Linked DNA regions of Homo sapiens: region 2 is linked to region 1. The links are chromatin loops, found by intact Hi-C in ENCODE. Cell type or tissue: PC-9. All regions are shown on one strand. Each heading gives the region's core, and the rest is flanking DNA. Links, peaks and the distances in the headings are about the cores only.

Evidence for each region. Hi-C counts contacts between places; a loop is a spot of excess contacts. Peaks named below come from ENCODE experiments on the same cell type or tissue, not always from the same donor. Only the 100,000 strongest peaks of a DNase experiment are listed, where the experiment ranks them.
Region 2: a loop joins it to region 1, with 5 times the contacts of the local background. A loop is called at or near these places in 3 of 110 quality-filtered maps.

What each region holds. Positions count from the first base shown.
Region 1 is chr12:116,500,952-116,506,325 of GRCh38, forward strand. It overlaps LOC105370008 (a long non-coding RNA gene), which reads right to left. Exons shown (of 3, transcript XR_945395.3): 3 at 4,058-4,181. Among named protein-coding and RNA genes, the nearest start is that of LINC02457, 12 kb to the right of the region's middle. In PC-9, for the core only: no CTCF peak of the experiment used is centred there; a DNase peak (open chromatin) is centred at 2,380; H3K27ac peaks cover 2,179 bases.
Region 2 is chr12:116,695,490-116,700,863 of GRCh38, forward strand. It overlaps LINC03088 (long intergenic non-protein coding RNA 3088), which reads left to right. Exons shown (of 2, transcript XR_007063473.1): 2 at 2,366-2,690. Among named protein-coding and RNA genes, the nearest start is that of LINC03088, 37 kb to the left of the region's middle. In PC-9, for the core only: a CTCF peak has its summit at 2,039 (motif pointing left); a DNase peak (open chromatin) is centred at 2,802; H3K4me3 peaks cover 827 bases.

The DNA of each region.
Region 1 (5,374 bases), core at 85-5,084:
GTGCCTGTACTCCCAGCCGTTTAGGAGGCTGAGGCAGGAGGATTGCTTGAACCCAGGAAGCAGAGGTCGCAGTGAGCCAAGATCGCACCACTGCACTCCAGCCTAGGTGACAGAGTGAGACCATGTCTCAAAAAAAACAAAAACAAAAACAAAAATCATAAGTAATAACTGTTCAGTAAGTGATTGTTCTTTTTAAAAATCATGGTGTATGCCAGGCAAGATGGCACATAACTATTGTCCCAGCTACTCAGGAGGCTGAGGCAGAAATATAGCTTGAGCTCAAGACTTTGAGTTTAGCCTGGGCAATATAGAGGGACTGTCTCTTAATAAATAAAAGGTATAAAATACCTCATAAAATTTACATTTTAACCATTTTAAGTGTATAGTTCAAGTGGTTTTTCATACATTCAAATTGTTGTGTCCATAAGTATTTTTATCAATACTGCTATATTATGTCACAAGTCTTTTTTTGTTTGTTTGTTTTTCAAAAGAGGGTCTCACTTTTTCACCCAAGCTGGAGTGCAGTAGCATGATCATAGCTCACTGCAGCCTCAAACTCCTGGGATCAAGTGATCCTCCTGTTTCAGCCTCCCAAGTAGCCAGGAATACAGGTGTTCACCACCATGCCCAGCTAATTTTATTTTTTTGTAATTTTTTGTAGAGATGGGTTCTTGCTATGTTGCCCAGGCTTGTCTTGAACTCCTTGCTTCAAACCATCCTCCCACCTCAGCCTCCCAAAGGGCTGGGATTACAGGCTTGAGCCACCACACCCAGCTAATTTTATTTTTTGTATTTTTTTTTTTTTTGGTAGAGAATGGGTCTTGCTATATTGCCCAGGCTGGTTCTGAACTCCTTGCTTCAAACCATCCTCCCACCTCAGCTTCCCAAATTGTTGTGATTACAGGTGTGAGCCACCATGCCTGGCCTGTGTCAAATGTCTTAATAGTGTGGATTTTGCTAGAGACAGGACATGCTATTCTGAACCGGTCATGGACTTGCCTAGGTCTCTGCTTTCTCTAGTTCATTTCATCCTCTCAAGAATCCTGGGAGGTTTTCTCATTTCCATTTCTATTGGAGAGCTCTAACGATGTGCCCGAGGGCACTTGGCAGCAAGTGGCAGAGCTGAGACCAGCCCCCAGACCCACGGATCTGTCCACTACCTATCAATAACCACTTGCTGAATTGTGATGAACCCAGTCTGACCAAATCGCTTCTCTGAGGTTCTGACTTTGACACTGGGAGGGGCGTAGCTAAAATGAGAAAAGAGGCAGCCCCATTCCAGGACAGGTGAATGACATGGGAGCTCTGGCATCCTCAGCCCAGACAGCAGCACAGGGCAGGGGCTGAGAGAGCCTTGTCGAGCTGCTGATGTCTTTATGCAGCCAGGACTGACTCCACGGTAGCAGGCCCAGCATGCATCACCCCTGTGACAAATGATAAAGATCTCATTCGGCATACGAGATCCACTTGAGGAACTGAATGGAGACAATTGAAAAGCGCTCCACACCGGCCACTGAAGCTGAAGCCCGCAGAGCCGGATGATGTAAGGTCTTCTGTGTGGATTTGCTGATTCTGGAGATTTTAACTATTTGGGCTTTATTAGTCTCTGGGCCTCCTCGTGGGGAACTGAAGTGCTGGAACTCGGGGAAGACCTGACTTGTCAAGTCCATAGTATCAGAGCATTCAGACAGGCTGAGTGTCTGATTTCGGCCAATCAAGTTTCATTTTGAAGACTAACTATGATGGATTACGATGGCTTTCTAATTCCTCACTGCCTCCCTGGGAAACTTTTTTTTTTTTTTTTTTTTTTTTTGAGATGGACTTTCACTCTGTCCCCGAAGCTGGAGTGCGGTGGCACGATCTTGGCTCACTGCAACCTCTGCAGTTCAAGCGATTGTCCTGCCTCAGCCTCCCCAGTCACTGGGATTACAGGCATGCACCACCACGCTTGGATAATTCTTGTATTTTTGGTAGAGATGGGATTTTGCCATGTTGGCCAGGCTGGTCTCGAACTCCTGACCTTAGATGATCCACCCGCCTCAGCCTCCCAGAATGCTGGGATTGTAGGCGTGAGCCACCACGCCTCCTGGGAAACTCCTAAAGGGGCCCCTCTTCCGTATTTCCTTGTCCACAGGAACAAATATTTGCCCTTGCAATTAGATCCCTCCTACTGCCACCATTGCTGTATTTCAGCAATTCATGAGAGCCTGACAAATGCTAGTTAACCAGCTTACTGCAGTACAACTGACCCCTTGAGCGTGTGAGTGAATGTGACAAGTGGCTGGTGACATGCTCAAGTCACTCATTTGTGTCGCCAAGTTTAGCCATTTGACTGTGTGCTTCTAAGTTAAAGAGTGTCACCTCAGGTGATTCCAGTTCAAAGCGCCTTGGGAAACAATCATGAAATTAGCTGATAAATGTGATAGTCATGGTGTACACAGGGCGTGGGACGCTGGATAAAACCTAAAGAGACCTGACCCACTGCCCTCTAGGTGCTTAGCCTCTGACCACACCAAGCTAGCGACATTCCAATCTCTCATAAAAAGCATTTCAAAATGAAAGAGACTGGGCAAATAAATCGTGGTACATGCACGGAATGCGATGGCCTTCAGGCATTGAAAAGAAAGAAGTACGTTTCCCATACTACGGGGATTTGCTCACCTAACTTCCCACCTGTACACTTCTTTTTTTTTTTTTTTTTTTGAGACAGAGTCTCACTCTGTTGCCCAGGCTGGAGTGCACTGAATGGATCTCAGCTCACTGCAGCCTCCACCTCCTGGGCTCAAGCGACTCTCCTGCCTCAGCCTCCCAAGTAGCTGGGATTACAGGCACACGCCACCAAGGCCAACTAATTTTTATATTTTTAGTAGAGACGGGGTTTCACCATGTTGACCAGGCTGATCTTGAACTCCTGACCTCAAGTGATCTGCCCGCCTGGACCTCCCAAAATGCTGGGATTACAGGCGTGAGCCACCTCGCCCAGCCCCACCTGTATACTTTTGCATATGCTGTTCCCTCCATCTGAACACTTTTCCATCTGTCTCAATCCCCAAGAACATGCATTTGGCATACAGTAGATGTTTAACAGATGAGCCAGCTCTCACAGCTTTTCCCTCCTCAGGGGTTCACAAAGCAGGCCAGTTATCCTATGCCCAAGGGATGGGTCTGTGGTTTATGGGGTCAGCTGGGAGTAGGAAGAGAGATTGATCTGGGCATATTTGAAAGAAGAGATCCGCAGTGTATAGTTAAGTGAAAAAAGTAGGTTACAAGCAGTGTATATCTTATGACCCACTTTTTGGTAAAAAGAAAATCCCTTATTTACATGTTTGTTTATGCATAAAAACGTCTGGCAGGGTCCACACCACATTAACGTTGATTACCTCTAGGGATGGTGGAGTTGAAGCATGAAGAGAGAAACTTTTGGCTTTCTATTTTCTACTTTCTAAAGTGTTTTTTTTCTTATTTTTAACAATGGGCATTGTATTAATTTTGTAATTAAAAATCTAATAAAGATTTTTTAATGTGCTTGGGGGAATAGAATAGCTATACTTCCAAAATATTTGCAGTTGGACTTTGTTGCAGATGTACCAAGCTGCTCTGTTAGTTATCATGTTGGGTGTGTGTATTTTATTTTATTCTTTTAAGAGATGAGGTCTTGCTCTGTTGCCCAGGCTGGAATGCAGTGGAGTGATCATAGCTCACTGCAGCCTTGACCTCCTGGGGTCAAGCAATCCTCCCGCCTCAGCCTGCCGACTAGCTGGGACTATAGGGACACACCACCACGCTTGGCAATTTTAACCATACCTGGCCATTTTAACCTTGTCCAGCTAATTTTTTTTTTTAATGTAGTGGCAGGGTCTGTGTTTTATTCTTTCGACCAGACTGTGGACTCCACAAGGGCAGGAACTGGGTCTAATGACGATATCAATAACACTAGCCCCAACACTAACTCCACGATTTGCTGAATGCTAAACATGCTGCATGCATCTCTGAGTATAATTTCACTTGCCTGTAAGTCTTCAGATACCCTATGATGCTCTGGACAGCCATAAGGACATAAATGTGAAGATTTTTTATTGAAAAGTGCAACTGGCAATGCTCTAGAGAAATAGATACAATTGCAACTCTCTCATTCAACCACGAAAGCTTTTCTCCACGAACAGGACTTTAACATGTCCCACCTAAGGGAAGAAGACAGTAGGATTAATGCAGAGGGCAGGTTCCACCTCCCAACCAATTTGGAACTCTAAAGGGCTGAGTTCGGAACACACTTGGTCATGTTTCCCGAAGTGTGTACTGTCATGCCTGCCTGCACAGTGTTCTATGAAAGCATTCCATGCATAATTCTATTTGGAAAATGCTTTTTGCTACTGATCCTCTTGGAGATTCCCATGCCTGTGAACACATTAAAGGCTCTGAAAAGTCCTGCTGTAAAGAAGCAGGTTTGACTTGGTTGATCCCTCCCAAATTTCCCCAGTTCATTTGTTCACAGAGCCTATGATCTCATGAACAATTCTGAACATGTTCCTGTAATATGCATTGGAAAATGCTGCCCTGGAATGTTCTCAGCCAGCTGCCACCAAGAAATGTCTGATTCCATTTGGAGACAGATCAGGCTTGAAATTGTCAGAAACTGATATTCCAAGTTTCCTTCACTCTGGTTGTATCCAAAAGATGACAAAGATGGGTTTGTAGCATGGATGGAAGCAGCACATCCTATTTCCCAACTGCTGAGAGAACACACCACGCTAATCCTTGGTGCTTTCCGAAAGAGATGATGTCATCACTGTTTAGCACCATGTGCAAAGTGCCAGGAAAATAACATGGGATCTGGGGTCAGACATACCTGAGTTCAGATACCAGTTCTACCATGGACTCACTGTGTGACCTTGGGTAGGTCACTGTACCTCTCTGAGCCTTAAAAATGGGAATTAAAGGCCGGGCTTGGTGGCTCATGCCTGTAATCCCAGCACTTTGGGAGACAGAGGTGGGCAGCTCACTTGAGACCAGGAGTTTGAGACTGGCCTGGCCAACATGGTGAAACCCCGTCTCTACTAAAAAATTAAAAAAATTAGCCTGGCATGGTGGTGCAGCCTGTAGTCCCAGCTACTCCGGAGGCTGAGACAGGAGAATCGCTTGAACCCCGGTGGCGGAGGTTGCAGTGAGCTGAGATGGCGCCACTGCACTCCAGCCTGGCAACAGAGCAAGCCTCTGTCTCAAAAAAAAAAAAAAAAAAAAAAAAAAAAAAAAAGAGGGGGATTAAAATGCCTCCCTTGAAGACTTGTTTGAGGAGCGGACATACTATACAGGGGATGCTTGAGGAGAGTTGCTACAGTATTCCTTCCAAGTTATTTACTCCTACTGAGGTAGGAGG
Region 2 (5,374 bases), core at 64-5,063, 190 kb after region 1:
TCCTTCCGTTTGCAAATGCTTGCACCCAAGGGACAGTTAACTCCTAACAGAGGCTAGTGTTTCTCCAAGTGTGAGCTGCAGACACATCCGGGCACCTGTTAAAAACACTGCTTGCTGGGCTCTGCCCCAGACCTGTGCCCAAAGCATTTCCTTCTTTCTTTCTTTCTTTCTTTCTTTTTTTTTTGGGGGGGGGGTGGTGGGGGCGGGACAGAGTCTCTCTCTGTTGCCCAGGCTGGAGGCTGGAGTGCAGTGGCTCGATCTCAGCTCACTGCAACCTACGCCTCCCGGGTTCAAGTGATTCTCCTGCCTCAGCCTCCCGAGTACCTGGGATTATAGGCACACACCACCATGCCTGGCTAATATTTTATATTTTTAGTAGAAATGGGGTTTCCCCATTTTGGCCAGACTGGTCTTGAACCCCTGACCTCAAGTGATCTACCCGCCTCGGCTTCTCAAAGTGCTGGGATTACAGGCGTAAGCCACTGTGTCCAGCCCCAGAGCATTTCTTAGAGCAGTTCCTGGATGAGGTTTCCTGGAGGTTTCCTGAAATTTTCTCTGTATTTGTAAGAACTCGCAGAAAGCAGACATCTATAACCAGCAAAGCACATTCTGTAGGCCAGTCTTGCCCCAACTCCATGACCCCATCACCTCCCCTGGTTGTTCAAAAGTACGAAGTTCATGCCTTCAACACAACACATTTATTGAGCACCTACAATGTGCCAAGCTCTAGTTCAAGCCCTGGAGATAGAGCAAGAATCAAACCTAAGTCCCTGCTTTTGCAAAGCTTGCATTCCAGGGAGCAAGACAAGCAAACAACCAAACCGGGAGGATATCAGGATATCAGAGAGTGCCGTGAGGGAAACGAAAGCGGGAGGAATAGAGCAGTGGTTTTCAATCAGGGCGATGTTGCCCCCCAGGGAACATCTCGAAATGTCTAGAGATACTTTTGGTTGTCATCATCTGGGGAGGGAGGTGCTGGAATGTAGGGGCCAGGGGGGCTGCTAAACACCCTTCAACACACAGGGCAGCCCCCGCAACAAAGAATTATCCAGACCTAAATGTCACTGGTGCCCAGGCTGATAACTCCTGGGCTAGGGAAGACAGAGGACTGCTGTTCAAGGCAGGGGTCAGGGAAGGCCTCCGGTGAGGGACACTTGAGCAAGGACCCAGAGCAGATGAAGGATGTCTGTGGACGGAAGGTCTCAGGCAGAGGGGATGGGGTTGGAGGAGGCGCCCTCACTGCAGGTGGGAGCATGCACGCCTCGAGGGAGAGATCTGGGGGTTTCAGCCTAAGTGTGATGGAGCCTGGGGGTCCCAGCAGGGCCAGAGATGCTCTCACTTAAGCTTCCAAAGGGTTCCTTTGGCTGCTGCAAGGAGAACAGCCTAGGAGGAGCCGAGAGGAGCTGGGGACTAGGTGGGAGGATGCTGGGTCACCTAGGCAAGAAATGTAGGGGCTGGAAGGGGAAGAGGAGCCCCAGGGTGGTAAGGTGTGGTCTGGATCAGAATGTGTCATCCAGGACCGGGCGCAATGGCTCACGCCTGTAATCCCAGCACTTTGGGAGGCCAAGGCGGGCGAATCACTTGAGGTCAGGAGATCGAGACCAGCCTGGCCAACATTCTGAAACCCTGTCTCTACTAAAAATACAAAAATTAGCTGGGCGTGGTGGCAGGTGCCTGTAATCCCAGCTGCTCAGGAGGCTGAGGCAGGAGAATCACTTGAACCCGGGAGGTGGAGGGAGCAGGGAGCCGAGATCATGCCACTGCATTCCAGCCTGGATGACAGAGCAAGACTCTGTCTCAAAAAAAAAAAAAAAAAAAAAAAAAAGACTGCGCCATCCAGGCTGTAGCTTCTAGAAGGGATTTGCTGAGGGATTAGTTGAGGGTGCGAGACAGAAATCAAGAGCCACCTTGGAGCTGACTTTCCATGAGGTCCCTGCTCCAGGTGTGTCCTTGACAAAAGGGACTCCAAGCCCTGCTTCTAACCCTAAGCCAGTGGCTCTCAACTAGTGGCGATTGTGCCCCCCAGAGGACACTGGAGACTAGGCCATGTCTGGAGACATTCGGGGTTGTCATAGCTGGGGATGCTGGCTCCTACCGGCATCTAGGGGGTGGAGAGGTCAGGGATGCTGCTGAACGTCCTGCAGTGCCCAGGACAGCCCCCACCACAGTCACCCAGCCCCGAATGTCACTAGTGCCAAGACTGAGGAATCCTGACCCCTGATTCCCCCTAAACCCTGCCACCTCCTCTCACACGGGGCCTGGCCCCACCAACTTAGCGGGGACTTTGTCAGAGGCCAGAGATTCCAAATCAATGCATCTCAGTGGCTAAGGTCCATATTAACTACATCTCACTTGCTTCTGACAGTGACACAGATCAGATGCTGCTGCTGTCGTGGCTGCCACCACAAGAAACAAGAGTGTTGGAGTGCAAATTCATTATCCAGCTGTTAAGAGCGACAGAGCATGCACACATCTCTCCCCGACCGGGTTATCTGAGAGCCAGCCCTGCTGTATGATTGAGTGGCTGCCAGCCTCCTCTTCTCTGTAACCTTGACACGCCAGAGCCGGGCCTCCAGTGCACAGGCTAAAAATCCTAAAGGCAACGGCGGCGGCAACAAATAGATGGGTTAATTTGTTTCATGCCCCCGTTGTCACCAGGCTCTCGCAGAATAAAACCACCACCACCACCACCACAACCTCCATTTGTGGGGTTTAATACCCCAGCTGCTGGGAATCAGATTCAGCCGGAGGAAGAAAATGTGACGTCGATGCAGAGATCCATTTATTCGGTGATGTTTGCTTAAAAACCGGTTTTTCATCTGCAGGTTATTCTTGCACGCTTGGACCTCAAGCAACACAATATCACATTTCCAGGTGGTATCTTTAAGGAAAGCTAATTAAGACTCTTGGCACTTGTAGGATGAAACATTTTACAATTTTCTTCAAAGCAATTTGCCAACATTAGCTAATTAAAACACCCAGCCTTCCATTGAGGGACAATGGGAAGAGCATACAATTGTCATTTCTGAGCATCTGTTGTACGGATAGAAATCCAAATTCCTGTTGCTTCTACTTGGTCAATGTCCTTCTCTGAAGGTGGCCTTTCATGGTTTTTCTGCAACCTGCATTTAGGAGCATTTAGAAGAAGATTCCAGCTTTTCTAGCACTTAGCCTCTAAAATAAAGAACAACACAGGGAAAGGAGTTTGAGCAATTGAGGCTGGTCTGCTAAGCCAGGGGTTGGCAAACTATGGCCCAAGGGCTAAATCCAGCCCTTGACCTTTCTTTAAAGTTTTATTGGAATACAGCCATGCTCATTGGTTTACATATTGTTTCTGGCTACTCTCAAGCTAAAACAGCAGGGTTAAGTGACTGCTAGAGAAAGTATAAGGCCTAGAAAGCTGGAAATATTTTTACTGTCTGGCCCTTTATGAAAACAGTTTGCAGACCTCTGCATTCAGCGGTCTGTTGCATCTGCCTATGATTTTCCCGCTCTGCAGGCCAAACTACCCCATTCCCAGTTGTTGATTGGACAGCTCTTTTCCCATGGTGTCATTACTGTTATTAAGTGTCTAGGCCCCAAATGAAGGTCTCCAAAGAAGTGTCTCTGGTCAGTAGAAAGGATTTTTTTTCTTTAGATAGAGATAGGGCCTCTCTATGTTAACCAGGCTTATCATGAACTCCTGGCCTCAAGCAATCCTCCCATCTCGGCCTCCCGAAGTGCAGGGATTACAGGCATGAGCCACCATGCCCGGCCCATTAGAAAGGTTATTCAAGGAAAGGGAATTTGAATTTAATCTCTCAGTATAGAAGATAATTTGACAATGTCAAAACCCAATAGAGGCCGGGCACAGTGGCTCACACCTGTAATCCCAGCACTTTGGGAGGCTGAGGCGGGTGGATCACCTGAGGTCAGGAGTTCGAGACCAGCCTGGCCAACATGGTGAAACCCCGTCTCTACTAAAAATATAAGAGTTAGCCAGGCGTGGTGACACATGTCTGTAATCCCAGCTACTTGGGAGGCTGAGGCAGGAAAATCACTTGAACCTAGGAGGCAGAGGTTACAGTGAGCCAAGATCGCACCACTGCACTCCAGCCTGGCAACAGAGTGAGACTCCGTCTCAAAACAAAACCCAATAGAATCTTTCTCCCATTTTACTCCGTTTTCCTAAGGATTGCAAGGTCAGCCTTCTGCTGCAGTTCGTCCAAAACATTTCCCCTTCTCCAGCCGCCACCACCCCGTTTGGAGATTCCGTCTTGGGGAATTCATTCCCCTTTTTTGAGTCCTGCCTTCTGGATAGTTCGAGGACCCTTCAGTTCTCCATGGATGGAGCTCATGGTCACCTGGATGCCTACAACTGGGGAATGAGAGGCCAGGGATCAGGGGTGGGGATGTAATTAATTTCATCTGGGTCCTGGGGTGTCTGAAGGCAGGACCAATGTGACTTTTACCTTCAAGGTTGGCGGAGACATTTCTAGATACCCCTTACCTTCTCCCCCATCTTCCTTAGCACATCCTTATCTGAAGGCAAACCTTTATCTGCTGCATTGTTTATGTGAAGTAGCTTGAAGAATCCTCATTCATCCAGGAGAAACTCCTTTCAAAGGGTGCAGGAAAAACCCTGCAGGTGGTACACCCCCAGAGACACCCCCGCAATAAGGCCACTCTGCAAATCGGGGCCTTCAAGAATGAGTTGGTGAAGGCAGGGGTGGGGATAACCAGACAGAGATGGGGAGACACCCTCCCTACAGCCATAGCAGCCACTGCCATCACGGAATTAGTTCCAGGCTAGTGTGCGTGTCCCACTGACTCATGAATGGCCATGTGCTGGATTAGGATCTTGCAGTGCAGGACAAAATAGGCTTGCGTGGAATCTAACTTACAGAGGACATCTAAATAGGGATTTTAGCTTAGTTCAAATCCCGCTATGTTTTTGGGCTCACTCAGCCACATTGCCCACTAGAAGATTCTGAGAGCAAAAGGACTCAGTAGAAAGCATTTTTGCTAGTCTGAGGGTTACCAAATCATAGCTTCTTGGTTTAGAAGAGAGACTGAAACAAATTTCTGTTGTACACAGTGTGGGCAAAAAACTTTACAGATATTATCTTTTTTTTTCTTTTTTTTTCTTTTTTTTTTTTTTATACTGAGTCTAACTCTCTTGCCCAGACTGGAGTGCAGTGGCATGATCTCGGCTTACTGCAACCTCTGCTTCCCATGTTCAAGCGATTCTCACACCTCAGCCTCCCGAGTAGCTGAGACTACAGGCGTGCACCAACACGCCCAGCTGATTTTTTTGTATTTTTAGGAGAGACAGGGTTTTGTCATGTTGGCCAGGCTGGTCTCAAACGCCTGACCTCAAGTGATCTGCCTGCCT